2 separate regions of the Mus musculus genome follow, and region 2 is linked to region 1. A link is a loop called in an ENCODE intact Hi-C map of the cell type or tissue named here. Cell type or tissue: heart. All regions are shown on one strand.

Region 1 (8,000 bases):
ATTAGGAAGATAGAGAAAGATTGCCTTAAATGATAACAGAAAGGGTGGGGTTTTGTTGGTTTGGGTTAACGAGGCTCGTGTTTGCCTGCGAGTGGCCACATGGTGGCAGTGGTGCTAAAGGAAAGGCAGGCCCTAGCCTAGAGTCTTCCCTAGGGGTTCCGACCCTTCAGAATAGACAGGAATTCTTCAAAAACCTCAATGAAAAACCACTCTCAACTAGGTGTGGTCACTCAATAATCCCAGGACTCAACTTGAGTGGCAGAAACAGAAGAGTGGACACAAGTCCAAACCCAACCTGGCCTACATAGTGAGTTGCAGGGTAGCCTGGGCTACATAGACACTGTCTCAGAAACAAAACAAGGTGTTGGAAAGATGGCTCAGCAGTTATGAGCTCTTACTCCTCTTAAAGAGGCTTAAAGACTGATATTCTTTAGTCTAAAATATTTCTCCACAACTAATGAGCATTTTTCTTCTGTCTTTGTCAAAGTACTAAGGGACACTACTACCACATGTTTAGCTTAAAGTGACTTAAAATCTAGCAGACATGACCAATCTATACTGATCACACATCGAAGCCGGCATAGACTGCGTTCCAGACACTGGGTCTCTGCAGCCCAGCCTAGCCTTGAACTTGCGGTCTTCTTGCCTCAGCCTCGGAACTGTCAGAACAATTAAACCTCTACCACCATGGCCAGCCATAGTGGTTCTTACCTGAGCTTGTCTCAGAGCACCTTAGAAGGCTTGCTGAGGCAGACGGCTGGATCTCAACTCGCAGAGCTTTTAGAGTGTGTAGGTGTGGAAGAAACTTGGAGAATTTTCCATTCCCAGGAAAAGGTGGTAGAACACAACTCAGAGGGACCAAGCACGCTGTACTCTAGGATGCAAGATGGAGATCCGTTGGCGACTCCAATCCACTCTGAAGCTAATCACTCTGAGCCACTAAAATATCCCTTGGCCGCCCCTCTTCATCGCTGGCTGAGCACGGCAGGCAGGCTTTCAGGAGTTTCCAGTCAGTGCCTTCCAGGCTTCCGTGACGTCCTCCTCGTGTTATTTCTCAGCACTCTTCGACCTCTACACACTTCTAGTGCACTGGATAACAATGCTGAAGCTGGACTAGAATCTCAGCAATCCAAGGCGCTGAGGCAGGAGGATGAAGAAGTCTGAGGTCAGTGTGTGCTACATAGCAAGAGCCCGTTTCAAAACACGGCGGCGATAACAAACACTGGTAGTGGCAGTGAAAACGTCTTCCAACACACCGCATTCTCAGTGTGCTTCTAGAAGGCTTTTACGACAGACAAGGTGGCCTCAATGAGGAAATTCAGGGATTTTTCTAGTTCTCTTACTGCACCACAAAAAGAAAGCCCACTGAAATGGGTCCCTAAAGCAAAGCAGGGGCTCCCATCAAGACCTACGGGTTGGTGGGAGGAGCTTAAGCCTCTTTGGCTTTTGTCAAGAGTCTCCTGTGGACCACTTCCTGTTCTGTTCTGCCTACAGAGCCGACATGACGAAATATGATAGAGGTTGTTCCCCAAAAAGGAGCCTCCTCACCCTTGGAAACCCAGGTCAATGAAAGTGAGACCCGAAGGTCCATGGAGGCCCTGACAAGATGTCACCAACCTTGGGTTTCACCTCCAGCACAGAATAAATCAGATGTGTACATACCTGTAATCCCAGCACCCAGGAGGTAGAGACACAAAGATCAGAAGTTCCGCGTTATCCTTAGCTTCATTGCAAGTTCAAGGTCAGCCTGGGTTTCATGAGACCTTGTCCCAAAAAATAAGACCAACACAAAATACCGCCGTGCTCAAGTGAAGCCAATCCAGGCAGGCAGCATATAACAAGAATCAACTCAAGCCTGGCAGAGAGAGCATGACTATAATATCAGAGCTCCAGACGCAGAGGCAGGGCAATCAGTAGTTCAAGGCTCGCCTGGGCTACATAGTGAGGTTTTTTGTTTTTTGTTTTTTTTGTTTTTTGTTTTTTGTTTTCGAGACAGGGTTTCTCTGTGTAGCCCCGGCTGTCCTGGAACTCACTCTGTGAGTTTTTTTGTTTGTTTGTTTTCAACAACAAGAAAAGAGATTAGAAATGTCCTCTAATGTATAGGTTGGGTAGCAGAAGCCACAGCTTTTTCCCACAACCAGTATTTTCTTCCTCTTGTTTCTCAGCTGGGACCGAGGGTCCTGGTAAGCTATTGGCCTTGATTATGAACCTCAGTTTAGGGAATTCAGGGGGAGGATTTAAATGTAGCCAGGTGAGGGAGTCACCAGGATACAGATAAAGGAGAGATGAAAGGATGAATGGTACCTGGTAGATGAATCATCTTTGTGGATGGAAGCTCTCACTGAGCAGAGGCACAGCCAGAGTAATGTCATGGGCGTTTATCTCTGCCCACGGCTCTCTCCATCTCTCACCCTAATGCTGGGTAGGGTGAGGTACACCACTGAAAGGGAGTTTCCCTCTTTTCCTCAAAAATAGTCCCTATATTCACCACCGCAAATAAAAGTCTCAAAACAAAACAAAACAAAACAAAACAAAACAAAAACAAACAACCCTACATTCTAAAAATTGCCAATTTTGGCTACATTACCAAGAATAGTAGCTCTCGGTGTGGTGTCCTCTCCCCACCCCACCCCCCTGCCGCCTAAATTTCAGCATGGCTGTGCTGATTGATGGCAGAGGCCTGCGATCTGTTAACAAGCCTTCCAGGTGGGCCCAGGGCATGCAAAACGCTAGCGCTTACTTGGGGTTTCATCTGAAGTACAGACATGTGCCAAATCAGCCAGTTTGAAAGGAGTTTTACATTCAAGTCTTAAGAGTTGGGTGCCAGATGGAGTGGCTCATGTCTTTAATTTCAGCACTCGACAGGCAGAGATGGGGAAATTTTTGTGTGTTTTAGACCAGCCTGGTCTATATAGTGAGCTCCAGGACAATCAGTGCTAGGTAAGGAGACCCTGTCTCAAAACCAAACCAAACCAAAAGAGAATACACAACCGTGCTATCAGAGTTCGAAGTTGGGCACTCTGACTGAGACAGTGTGGGGAGCCTGCCCCCTAGTGGAGAAGGATAGGTTGGCTCCGCTGCACAGGTTGGTTTAGATATTTATTCTTAGTTTAGGGGAAACTCATTTCTACCACTGTTCCAGAAGTTTTATCACCTCCAATTACAGTTGAGAAACTCGGTTCAGTAAGGGTCACCGAGGTTCCAGCAGCAGAGAGATTAGAACCCCAACTCCCTGCTCTGAGCCCCAGGAAGGGTACTGCCTGTGGCATAAGGAAGTCGTGGAATTGGCAGGCAAGGATCCCCTGAGTGAAGGTTGTCCATCTCATACACATAACTGTGAGAGTCGGTGGTTTTCTACCTCGGGAAAGCCTTTGGCTAATTGTGGAGAACATAGTTCTGACCAGCACAGATGTCAGCGTTTTCTTTTAGGCTCCGCCCACAGTTACCTAGCAACATCCAGGTATGTCTGACTCACTATAAAAGGGACTGCTTGCTCCCTCCTCACTCTCTTGCTCTCTTACCCTCCCTCTCTGTTCATTCTTTCACCGTTACCCTCCCTCATCTCTCTCCACGCACTCCTGGTCGGCCTCTCCTCCTCTGCTCCTACCGCCCCCCCCTCCCCTCGTCTGTCTGTACTCCCTTCCCAACTTCCTTTCCCATGCCCTAAATAAACCCTATTCTATACTATACATATCTCTACCAAACATCCTTGGCTCCCTTTTCCTTCTTCTTTCTTTCTTTCTTTCTTTCTTTCTTTCTTTCTTTCTTTCTTTCTTTCTCTCTTTCTTTCTTCCTTTCTTTAATAAAACAGCAACAGGAAACAAACAAATAACAATAACAACACACACACACACCCCTGCCAAAAACAAAAAGCAAAAAACAAAACCCACTCAGGGTAAAGGTGGTGGGGTGTGCATGTGCGTGTGTGAGTGCACGTGCGCGATAGCCCAGGCAGTGATCTGAGTCCTTCTCCCGGAGCAGGTTTGCTAGACTCAGGAAGGTAAGTGTGTGAGTGATGTGGTTCTGGTCTAATGTTCTTAGCTGAAGCAGCCATGTAAGAAAGAAGGGGATTGACACAAAGATCAGCCCGCCCCCTCCCTCTTCCTAGGAACTCAATTCTCAGCTCCCTTCCAACTCGGGGATGCAGCCTATAGCAAAGCTAAACTTGTGCAGGCTTTGGTGGCATGCTGGAACCCAGATGGTGAAGGGCAGACCACACTTGGACTTAAAGTGTGACCACTTAGCTATGCATGCCTCTTGTCTCTAGATGTAAACCTCATATTCCTACCCTGAAGGTGGCCGTGAGGAGCCATTGTTCCTCCTGCCAGTGTGGCCAGGTAGGATGAATCTTCGCCCACTTTTTGTAGTCACTGGTTTGTTTTCCTGATTGGCTGATCTGGCCACGTTTCCATTTCTTCACACACACCCCACCCCCCAACCATAAGGGGATGACTATACTTACACACACGGAGGGAAACTGTGTGACTGACTTGGACAATGAAATGTGAGCAAAAGTGATTTATGAACCAGCACAGGACTAAGAATCCACTGCCTTCTGCTACACTGACTGGGGGGGAGCCCATAGTCATTCAATGCTAGCATATAGCTGGGGACAACACTGTCCATGGAGGAGAGTCCGGTGCACAGCAGAGTGAAAATTAGCCTCTGTGTTGAGATCTACGGTTGCTTGTTACCACAGCAAACCCTGATGCACGGCCTTCCAGTCCGTTCGAACCCTCATTACTGTGTTTGGATCACGCGGTCTTTTCAGCTCCGAAATACATCACCATCTATTGTCCTTATGTCCAGCGAAATTTTACTGCTGCCCTAGCAGGAAATACATAAGGAATAATAAGTCGGGAAGAGTCTTTGAATTAAGGGCTGGGAGAGAATTGGCCAAGTGGGAGGGGCTAAAGCTTTGTGGCCCACATTTCCTCACTCTTCTGACAGGTCCACGGGTGCAGAGCACGCACAGTCTTTTACTGAGTGCTGGTTCCATGTACCAAGCTGTGGGCTTGGACAATAAGATGAATCAGATATGAAGGAGCTCATAAACCATGGAGGGGACACCCAAAACACAGGAGGAGGAGGAGGCAGAAGAGGAGGAGGAGGAGGAGGAGGAGTCGGAGGAGGAGGCAGAAGAGGAGGAGGCGGAGGCGGAGGCAGAGGAGGTGGAAGAAGAGAAGGAGGAGGAAGAGGAGGCGGAAGAGGAGGAGGAGAAGAAGAAGGAGAAGGTGGTATCAGAAATCAAGGGCGAGCTTCATGGATGCTGCAGGGGAAAGAGCAGCAACACTTAGAAGAATGGATTGAATTTGATCAGGGGGTTGTGGCTAGAGGCTGTCAATCTTTGAAGCAGAGGCAAGTGTTGGAGGAGGATGCTGGAAAAGAAAATTAAGGAGAGAGATGTAATGAGCTTTAAAACGTGGAAACCATTCCTCTTATTGAGAATGTACATTATTCTCGGTCCTTTCAAAAGGCAGGATTGTGTCCCTCACTTCACAGATGATTGAAACCAAATGGAGGGATTAAGTAACTTGCCCTAATCTTACATCAAGAACAGCTGGATTAATGCTCAGATGGCTAACTCTATATGCCAGATGTTCTTCTTTGACTCATAAGCAGGATGTGAGTTGACAGATGTGCATTGGAACAAAGTTACACAAAGGGTAGTTAACTTGTTTAAAACAAAATCAAAGCATCTGGGGGACACTCAGTGGGTAGAGGCTCACTATGCCAACCTGAACTGGCAGGAATGAGGGTCCCAGATGATGGCACATTGAGTGGGAGGACCAGGGATAAGAAGATAAAAGCAATAGCTGGGGCTGGCAGGTCTTGCATGAGTCAACGACTTATTCCATGCAAGTTTATTAAGAAGCTCAGCATCTCAACTGGACAAGATGACATGCCTTTAATCCCAGCATTGGGGAGGCAGAGGCAGGTGGATCTCTGAGTTTCAGGCCAGCCTGGTCTACAGAATGAGTTCCAGGACAGTCAGGGCTACACAGAGAAACCCTGTCTAAAAACAAAACAAAAAAACAACAACAACAACAAAAAAACCCCAACCAACCAACCAAACAAACAAACAAACAAAAAACCCCAAACAAACTAAAAGGAAGTACAGCATCTTATACACCATCTTATAGGGAGAGAGTGGGCCAAGGTCAGCAGAGAGCTAAATGAGCCAGGGCTGGCAAAGAGAACACAGGATACCCGAGGCACAGCTGCCTGAGGACTGAGAGCCACAGCCCTTTAAGGGAGAAAGCTGACTTCCCTCAGAAACAGGAATCTTACCTCCCCTGAGGCCCAGGCCCCATCCCTGACCAGACCCTGCCAAGTCTGTCTCTGGGCAAGGACGCAGAACTAGATTCCCTTTGTCCCTTTCACCGGGGTCAGCCTGGCTCCCAACTCAGAGCAAGCTTGAGGACCTGAGTTCGGATCCCTAGCACCACAGGGAAAGCTGAGTTTGGCAGCTCTTGCTTGTCATCCCAGAGATGGGGAGGCAGGGTCAGGGGTGTCCTTGAGATTTGCTAACTAGCCAGTCTAGCCTAATTGGTCCCAGTGAGAGACCTTGTCTCAAAGAACAAGGTAGCGGCTGGGGATGTGGCTCAGTGGTTAGGAGCACTGGCTGTATAAGCTGGAGGACCTGCGTTTGACTCCCCAGCACCCGTGTAAAAGCTGTCATGGCTGTGCACACCGGTAATCCTAGTTCTGTGGGGATGGAGACAGAAGATCATTGGTGCTTGCTGGCTGCCAGCCTAGCTCTAGGTTCATTAAAAGACACTGTCTTAAAGGAGCAAGGCTGAGAGGATAGAAAAAGACCCCTGGCTTCCTCCTCTGGTCTCAGTGCACAGACACAGGTGCACACTTGCCACACTAACCCCAGCACACACTTACATACACAAAACAGCAACACCAAACGCCACCAAACCCCCAAAGTGGACCTCTCTTGAGGAACGATACCTGAAGTTGACCCTCAGCTTACACACACACACATGCACACACGCTTGTACATGAAACACACGTGATAACCATATGAGTATCGGTTCCACACACATGGGCACACACATTTGTATATAAGACACATACAATATCAGCACCAGAAAACAATTACATGTGAATTGAGAAGAAAAAAAATTAGGACCAAAAGACAAAGTTGGTTTTTTTCAGAAAATGTTCTTGAATTTCATTGGAGTATTAAAAAACAACAGTATTGAATTTATTGTTTACCGAAGGAATAGAAGTGACTTCCTAAAGTTAAGTGGTGAATTGAGACTGGTACCTGTGATTCTCCTGGAATTTAGGCACCTGGGGAGTTTGTTTACAGGCTCATGGGCTCTGAGGGGTGGGAGTGTGTGTGTGTGTGTGTCCTTGGACTAAGTTGCCAGTTTCAGGGACACCAGAGGACTACCTGTGCTGACACATCTGCCCACCAGACACCAGACTGGGATACTAGAGGGGCTACTCGTGGTGACACATCCTACAGATGTATAATGGATACACCTCAACTAGAAGTGCCCTTTCCTCCCGACCCCTCAAATCCTCAGAGTCCCAAATTCCTACTCTAGAATGCTCTTCCCTCCCTCTGCTACCCACAAATCAGAGAGAGACTGACCATGTGACTTGCCCCTTCCTCTGAAACCCACAGGATAGGGGAACCCGCCCTGGTTCCTGTGCCTGCATCCCCTTCGGAGCCCCACCTGCTCATGTCTGTCTATCCATCAGTTCCTGGTGTTCTTTTGGGTCCTGCTTTTCAGGAAGGACCTGAGTGATCCTACAGGCTGCAAAGGAGGTAGTTTGTGGAGATACCGATCTCCCAAGCAGGAGGCTCCTCCCTTAGGCTGCGATTACAACATTACTACTTTCAACACCGACAGCTATTTTGGTTGGTTTGTTGTTTTGTTGGAGATAGGGCCTCACGTAACGCAGTCGTGAACTCCCGATTGTCTTTTCCTCCAGTGGCTGGGATTCCACACATTTGCCGCCACACCTGGCTAATGATT
Region 2 (8,000 bases), 450 kb before region 1:
GGACAAGCCATCTCCTCAGCCACTCCCCGTCCCCAAGCCACTTTGGTCAAAGGAAAGTTTAAGCAGAAAGGCCACACAATCTAACTTGTGGACAAAGGAGAATATCCCGGCACAGCTAGGAGGCCACTACACCCTGAGGTGGCTGAGACTTGGTGGTAACTGGGCCAAAGCTATGGCGGTAGGGATGGTAGGATGTAGTCAACCGTGCTGTGGTCTCTGAGTTGAGAACTCAAGTCTGGTTCTACAATGACAGGATGATATTGCTGACACAGTGGCAGGTTGCCATTGCTAACACACCGCTGTTGATGAGAGAAAGTTGGGTCTTCAGCTCTTCTCATTTCTCCAGCTTATTTTCCAGATCACATGGTCAAACACTTAGTTTTATGAGCTGACTAGTCCCTTCCAAAGCTCTTCAAGCTGATATGCTGCTGACTTAGAACAGAGTCAATAAATACCTGTGTCTCTATTCAGATTACACTGTCTTGTGGCTGGAAGCTTGGGCATTGAAAAAATGAAGTCTCTGTAAAATAGATGTCAGCGAGTGGAAGGAAACCTCAGGGTCTCCAGGCTGGCTTCCCTGTGGCCCACTGTGGGGAGCGGGTGTGGCGGCAGTCCCAAAGGCGCCAGGGACTGCAGCTAAGTCATATGACTTGCACCTGACTTCCTCATATAAGACACAAACATCTTGAGTGCTGCGCAGGTGTACCAGGATACAGGTGAATCCAATTTGGTGGAGATTTGCCCCTGCTGCCCTGATTAGCTGAAGCTGCGTGCCTGGTGAGGTGGCGTGGCCTGCTGTGCGTGGATGGGAACTGAGAGTATAAAAGAGTGAGAGGCCCAGGGTTCGGGGGAGATATAAAAACAAGGGAGATATATAAACAAGGGAGATATAAAAACAAGGGAGATATATAAACAAGGGAGATATAAACAGGGGAGATATAAACAGGGGAGATATATAAACAAGGGAGATATAAAAACAAGGGAGATATAAACAAGGGAGATATAAAAACAAGGGAGATATAAAAACAAGGGAGATATAAAAACAAGGGAGATATAAACAGGGGAGATATAAAAACAAGGGAGATATAAAAACAAGGGAGATATAAACAAGGAAGATATAAACAAGGGAGATATATGGAGAAAGAAGAAACAGGACTGAATAAATGTGTGCAGAAGGATCCTGTAGCAGCGTCGTTCTTCCTGGCCTGTTGGGCGCGCGCAAGAGTTGGTGCTGAGACCCGGGATGAGACGAGAAGACCTGGGACAAGAAGACCTGGGACGAGGAAACCCGGGAAAAGAAACATCTTCAGTCACGAGCGAAGACCCCCTGCTACAGGGAGGATTCAGAACTGCATCACAGGGAAGAAGGGGTTAATAAAGGTTCCCATAAAACAGACTGTTGAGAAGGATCCGGCGTGGATTCAGAACTCTTCAGCTGGGGAAAGGTACTGATGAAGAGAAAGAAGAGAGATGAAGACTGAATAAACTGCTGTTAGAAGGACTGGTGGTCGCATCGTTCTTGCTGGTCGAGAGCGGACGCGACAATTGGTGGCCTGTACGGGGAACCGACTCCCCCACCGAGTTCAGAACTTTCAGCAGTCAGTGGTTGCCGGCAGGGTAAGTTCATGGACCAGACGGAACCTCTTTGGGTGCCGGAGAGATTGGTGAGACGCTACAAGAATGAGGCTCCTGATCCAGTTGCCCCTGTGGATGTGGTGGATGATCCCACAAGCACAAAGGATGGAGCCGAGATGAGAGATCCTTTCGGTGTTCCAGAAGCGCCAATACCAGCTCGACATGACATTCAAATTTTTCCACGCTTTTTGATCCCTGAATTTCCCTTAAAGAGATAGCCCCTCTGGCTATCTATCCCTTGCTTCAGGGAAGATGAGCAGGGATGAGAGCCCTGGGATGTATGCTTGTTATAGTGTGTGTGTGTTTTGTGTTTGGCACATGTGTTAGGTGCAGAGTGTGCGGGTCCGCACTTTCGCCATGGTAGCGTAGGCTTTTGCTGCAGTGGAGGCGGGACAATCTCCTCAGATTCGGTTTGCCGCTCTAAAAGAAATTATGCTGCGTTATGCCATGGGTTGCGAGGCTAAGCACTGCACAGAGGATAGCTTGCTGTTGGCATCCTGTGGAAGGCACGTCTGATTGCATGAAGGTTCAGTGTCCTAGTTCCCTTCCCCCAGGAAAAACGACACAGGAGCTGGCCAAGACCTCTCTGGGTGATGAGCCTAAGGGATGGTTTTGTGTAGGGCCCCTATGCTTGCACACTGGGGATCAGACCTCTACCTTCACCCATGAGGCTTGCTTGCAGCAATTAAGATCTGGCCATAGGTTAAGTAACATCCTGGCCTTTTGATGCACCTGCTGCAAGCAAAACACAATCTCCCCAGGAGTGGCTTGGCATGATTGAGAGGTAGTCAGTGATAAGACTCCCTGGGCATGTCACCAACCTAAGACAGGGATCAAACCAATGCTGTTTGTCACCCAAGGACGGGTAAGGGGCATGGCTGCGGGGGGCTTTCTACAGACATTCTCTCTGCCAAAAAAGAAAAAAGGGGGAATTGTGGGGAGCGGGTGTGGCGGCAGTCCCAAAGGCGCCAGGGACTGCAGCTAAGTCATATGACTTGCACCTGACTTCCTCATATAAGACACAAACATCTTGAGTGCTGCGCAGGTGTACCAGGATACAGGTGAATCCAATTTGGTGGAGATTTGCCCCTGCTGCCCTGATTAGCTGAAGCTGCGTGCCTGGTGAGGTGGCGTGGCCTGCTGTGCGTGGATGGGAACTGAGAGTATAAAAGAGTGAGAGGCCCAGGGTTCGGGGGAGATATAAAAACAAGGGAGATATATAAACAAGGGAGATATAAAAACAAGGGAGATATAAAAACAAGGGAGATATATAAACAAGGGAGATATAAACAGGGGAGATATAAACAGGGGAGATATATAAACAAGGGAGATATAAAAACAAGGGAGATATAAACAAGGGAGATATAAAAACAAGGGAGATATAAAAACAAGGGAGATATAAAAACAAGGGAGATATAAACAGGGGAGATATAAAAACAAGGGAGATATAAAAACAAGGGAGATATAAACAAGGAAGATATAAACAAGGGAGATATATGGAGAAAGAAGAAACAGGACTGAATAAATGTGTGCAGAAGGATCCTGTAGCAGCGTCGTTCTTCCTGGCCTGTTGGGCGCGCGCAACAGCCCACCACTCACACAGTTTTTTTTTCCAACACTCTGAGACGACTTCAGCTTTAGGAAAAAACTCAGACATTTGTCATTCGAAATTCTTGACTCTTCCCTGCTTTACCCACTAGCTGGGGCCTTTCATCTGGGCTGTGAAATACTATGATAGATTTCTTTATTCCTTCTCCCACTTTTTTTTTTTCTTGAGGAAAGGAGAATGCTCGTGTTTTCTAAACCATTGCATCTCTGAGTTGAGAAGAAAGTGTTTGTTGCTTGTGAAAAATTAGCCAGTGGCTTAGCATGGTGTGCGTGTGTGTATGTGTGTGTGTGTGTGTGTGTGTGTGTCTTTGTGATCAACCAAGGGTCTTGGGAGGAGTAAGTGAATCCAAGTAGGAAGAAATGGGCAGAAAGAGGGAGAGGGAAGTTGACCTATCAGGGGAGTTAGTGCACCAAATAGATTTTAGGGGACTGGGATGGGGGGCAGGGGACTGACAGTTTGGAGTCGCCCATGAACAGGACTAATTCTAGATGCAGAGCTCAGCCTGTTCACCAGCAATTTTCTGTGGGTCTCAGGAAGTCAGAATATAAGTGACACTATCTGGCAACCAGGAGGTGGCAGTAGAGGTCACCGCAAAGGGTCACACTTGGACTGTCATAAAAGACTGAGCTTTGTGCTGGCTAGTTTTACGCTACAAGCTAAAGTAATCTCAAAGGAAGGGACTTTCATGTGAGAAAATGCCTTCATAAGATTGGGCTGTAGGCAAGCCTGTAGGGCATTTTCTTAATTAGTGACTGATGGAGGAGGGCCCAGGGGAGGAAGGTGGTACTACCTCTGGGCTGATGGTCTTGGTTCTATAAGAAAGCAGGCTGAGCAAGCCAGGAGGACAAGCCAGGAAGCAGCACTCCTCCCAGGCCTCTAGGTCCCTTCCCTGCTTGAGTCTCTGCCCTGACTTCCTTTAATGATGGACTAAGATGTGGAAGCGTAAGCTAAGTAAACCCTTTCCTGCCTCAGATTGCTTTGTCCATGGTGTTTCATCACCACAGTAGCAACCCTAAAAGAAACAGAAATTGGTATCAGAATCATGGGAAGTTGCTGTGATAGGCCTGACTATGTTGTTTTGGAGGGTTGTGGAAGGACTTTGGAACTTTGGGCTAGAAAAGCCATTGAGTGTTGAGAGCTCTGGGCTATTCTGTAGGAGCTTGGATGGTAAGACTGTTGAGAGCCGTGCCGAACATGGAGGCCTGGCTTGTGAGGTTGCAGAGGAATGCAAAGACTCTACCAGGTCATTTGCCTGAAGACTCTGTAGTTCTGGTTAGCTGGGGCTGAAGAATCTGCTGTGGTTAACAAGATACCAGAAACACAAACCCGTGGTTTGCTGGGACAATGGATATGGATGAGCTGGGGCTGAAGACTCAGCTCTGAGTAAGAGACCAACATCATTAAGATGATAAGCTTTGTCTCAGACACAGCCAAGGTTGGCCTTCATGCTGGCAGCTGAACTTTGTAATGTGCAAGACTCAACCAGGCGGTATTGTTGGTGAAGGCATAGAGGGGTCACGGAGAGCAGCTAAGGCTTGGCACCATGAAGCAAGCCCAGGAGAGGTTATTGGTGAAACCCAATTGCAGCGGAATTGGTGAAACCCAATTGCAGCGGAAGACCCCAGCATTTGGAGATGCCAATACCATAGGATGATCATCAAGAAGAGCTGCAGCGGTGGAGTGGAGCCGGCCTGAGCTCAGAAGACAAGCTGTGTGTGCTGTAGAGCCAGAGAAGTGACCTGAGCCCATTAGACATTTTGTTATTTACACAGTTGGAGTTTGGTTTTGCTTTGTTGAGGTTGTAGCTGCCCTCCTGGTTCTTCCTCTTTGGAGTAAGAAAGCATTTAAGATACTTATTATTTTACAGCAGCCCATAGTTGAGAGATTTTTAACTTTTAAAGAAATTTTGGAATTTTACAAATTCTTTGGATTTCAAAACAGAATTTGGGTATTTTAAGAGACTTCAACCTTGCCGGGTGTGGTGGCTCACACCTTTAATCCCAGCACTTGGAAGGCAGAGGCAGGCGGATTTCTGAGTTCGAGGCCAGCCTGGTCTACAGAGTGAGTTCCAGAATAGCCAGGGCTGCACAGAGAAACCCTGTCTCGAAAAACCAAAACCAAAACCAAAAAAAAAAAAAAAAAAAAAAAGAAAAAAGAAAAAAGAAAAAAGGAGACTTCGACCTTTTTGTATGAAATTTTAAAGATTGGGATTTTTAAAGCTTGAAATGTTTTATATTGTAATGTTCGTAGTAACGTGTGATCTTGGGGGTGAATGGGACAAGAAAGGTTGTGGCTCAACAGTGATGTGCTTGTGTGCTGTGCTGCTTAGTGTATGTCAACTTGACATAAGCTGAAGTCATTTAGAGGAGGGAATGTCATTTAAAAATGCTTCCATACATCGTTCAAGAGAGCAGGCCATGCACCTTGCCTGGGTGGCACAGTCGAGCTGACCCTGGTGTTGGGGGCAGGGTGAGCTGGCCCTGGGGATATGAGCACAGGAGAGTTGGCCCTGCAATTCCTCTGTTGTGTGGAGGCATGGGTGAGGGAGAGATCATCTCCCTTCCTTGCCCCTCTGGCTGCAGCACTTGAGGGAGCAGCCTGCCCTGCCACTGGGCAGTGCAGTAGAGCTGGCCCTGTTGACATGGGTGAGAGGAGGCCAGCCCTGAGGGAGAGCTAGCCCTGCCCCTTGCAGGCTGAGGCATCAGGTGAGCTAGCCTGGTCAGTTCAGGAAAAAACACTGGTGATGTGGATGCAGGAGATCTGGCAGGCTGGTGAACTCAGCTACCACCCAGGTCTAGATCCGGGGCTTTGAGTTGGCCCACCCCAACAGCTACCCAATCTATGAAGTGCTGGAGAATATGAAGGGATCAGTCCTGCAGATACAAAAATGCAGGATTCCCATGACACAAGGCAACAACAGAATATTTTAGAGGAGTCCCAGAGAGGATCCAGTATTGATAGAGTAGCAGAAACCAGAGCCTTGAACCAGACTCATTACAATGAACATTTGCAAGTAAAGATGTGTAGACAAAAGAGTATGCTGTGTGAGACACTACAGCTTCCATAACAAGATTTTAAAAAAAAATCTTCTTTATTTCCTTTTTGGGGATTGAGGAGGAGGTTGCAAAAATGGAGGGCAGATATGAAGGGATGGGAAGATGAGTGGGATTCGCTTACATGATGTGAAACTCACAGAGTCAAAAAGTTAAAAAAAGATGCCTCTCCAAAAAAGAATGCTTCCATAAGATGGGGCTGTAGGCAAGCCTTTAAGGCATTTTATTAATCAGTGATTGATGTGGGAGGGACCAGTCCGTTGTGGGTGGGACCATCCCTGCACTGGTGGTTCTGGGTTCTATAAGACAGCAAGCTGAGCTAGCCAGAGTGAGCAAGCCAGTAAGCAGAGCATCTCCATAGCCTCTGCCTCAGCTCCTGCCTTCCAGTTCCTGTCCTAGCTTCCTTCAATAGTGGACTAAAACATGGAACTATAAGACAAGTAAGCCCATTCTTCCCAAGTTGCTTGGCATGGTGTTTCATCACAACTATAGAAACTCTAACTAAAACTAGATTGTAGAGTAGTTTTGGGGTGGCCTTGGCAGGTTCTGATGATAGTAGAAGAGGTCTCATAAATGGGGCCAAGGCATTTTGGCTTAATCTGTAGGCAAATAAAATGCTATTTACTAAAAGAAGAACTAGGCTTGGGAGGGAGAAGCACGTAGGGCTTAGAATAAGAAAGTTTGAGTCACTTAATGGACACCCAGATGCTAATGTCTGGGAAGGGCTTGGTCCTCTGAATGATGTTCAAGAAGATTAAGGAATTAAATTAGGGAGTCTCCATGGCAATTGAGATCCTTTCGCTATTCTAAATGATGGCAGTCTAAGCGATGTAGAGACAGAGATAAGATTCAAACTGATTAATAAAAAAATTAATCTTTTCTATTCAATAAGTTTGACCTTTATCCTTATATCCATTTCCATAAAAGAGGCTCCCCTAAATACCTTTTTAAAAAACATCAAAAATATCCCCCCTTTTCCCATTTAAAAAAGTTCTAGGACACATAAAATAAGGCCACACTTATTTCTTTTTCTTGTCTTCTGGCATGGGGTCTATGGGCGGCTCCCCTATGTCACGTTGCTGCTCTCTGAGCCAGTATTACCATCACTGGGCCCTCTCCCTCTGAGCTGTCAATCACCCCTCTACCCCCTCTCCTTGTCCTCAGGAGTAGACTGCCTTCCCCATTCTGTTGGCTCTCAGCTGTCTCTTCAAGGCGTGTCTTCTTTGTCTCCATCCATCGGCTGTGCACTTTGTCCTTCTCCTCCTCAGCTTTGTTTTCCGCTTGCTCTTTCCCGGGGATGATGCTCTGACTGCACTCAGCTTGCTCTGCTGCCTCCTTTCCCCTTCTCCTCCCGCCTTCTGCAGGCCTGTTCCTCCGCCCATGCAATATCAGCTGCAATTTTCGCCATGTTTACTCTCATCTTCGACCGTATAACCTTTTAAGTTCACCGTTAAAGGGATCCGTGCTTTCCAGGAACCTCTTCTCTTCCTGGTGTCGCTCCTTTATCTGGAGAAGCTTGGCTTCTAGTTTCTGAGGAACCATTAAAGATTGGACCTGTTATCTGCACTCCCGGGAGGCCAGCTCTCTCTTGGTGCTATTTGGGTATGAAGCCTAAGAAGAATGAAGACCATAATGTGGATGCTTCAATGCTTTTTAGAAGGGTGAACAAAATAGTCACAGGAGGAAATATGGAGACAAAACGT

What was found. Hi-C counts contacts between places; a loop is a spot of excess contacts. Peaks named below come from ENCODE experiments on the same cell type or tissue, not always from the same donor. Only the 100,000 strongest peaks of a DNase experiment are listed, where the experiment ranks them.
Region 2: it touches region 1 in a loop (4-fold over the local background); 7 of 42 quality-filtered maps call a loop at or near these places.

The regions. Positions count from the first base shown.
Region 1 is chr4:57,901,347-57,909,346 of GRCm38, forward strand. It overlaps D630039A03Rik (RIKEN cDNA D630039A03 gene), which reads right to left. Exons shown (of 2, transcript NM_178727.2): 2 at 7,038-8,000. Among named protein-coding and RNA genes, the nearest start is that of D630039A03Rik, 11 kb to the right of the region's middle. In heart, CTCF peaks have their summits at 101 (motif pointing right) and 3,053 (motif pointing left); a DNase peak (open chromatin) is centred at 3,055; H3K27me3 peaks cover 303 bases.
Region 2 is chr4:57,448,245-57,456,244 of GRCm38, forward strand. It overlaps a transcript of Pakap not described here and the pseudogene Gm12539. Among named protein-coding and RNA genes, the nearest start is that of 1700042G15Rik, 88 kb to the left of the region's middle. In heart, a CTCF peak has its summit at 3,821 (motif pointing right); no DNase peak of the experiment used is centred here; H3K27ac peaks cover 389 bases.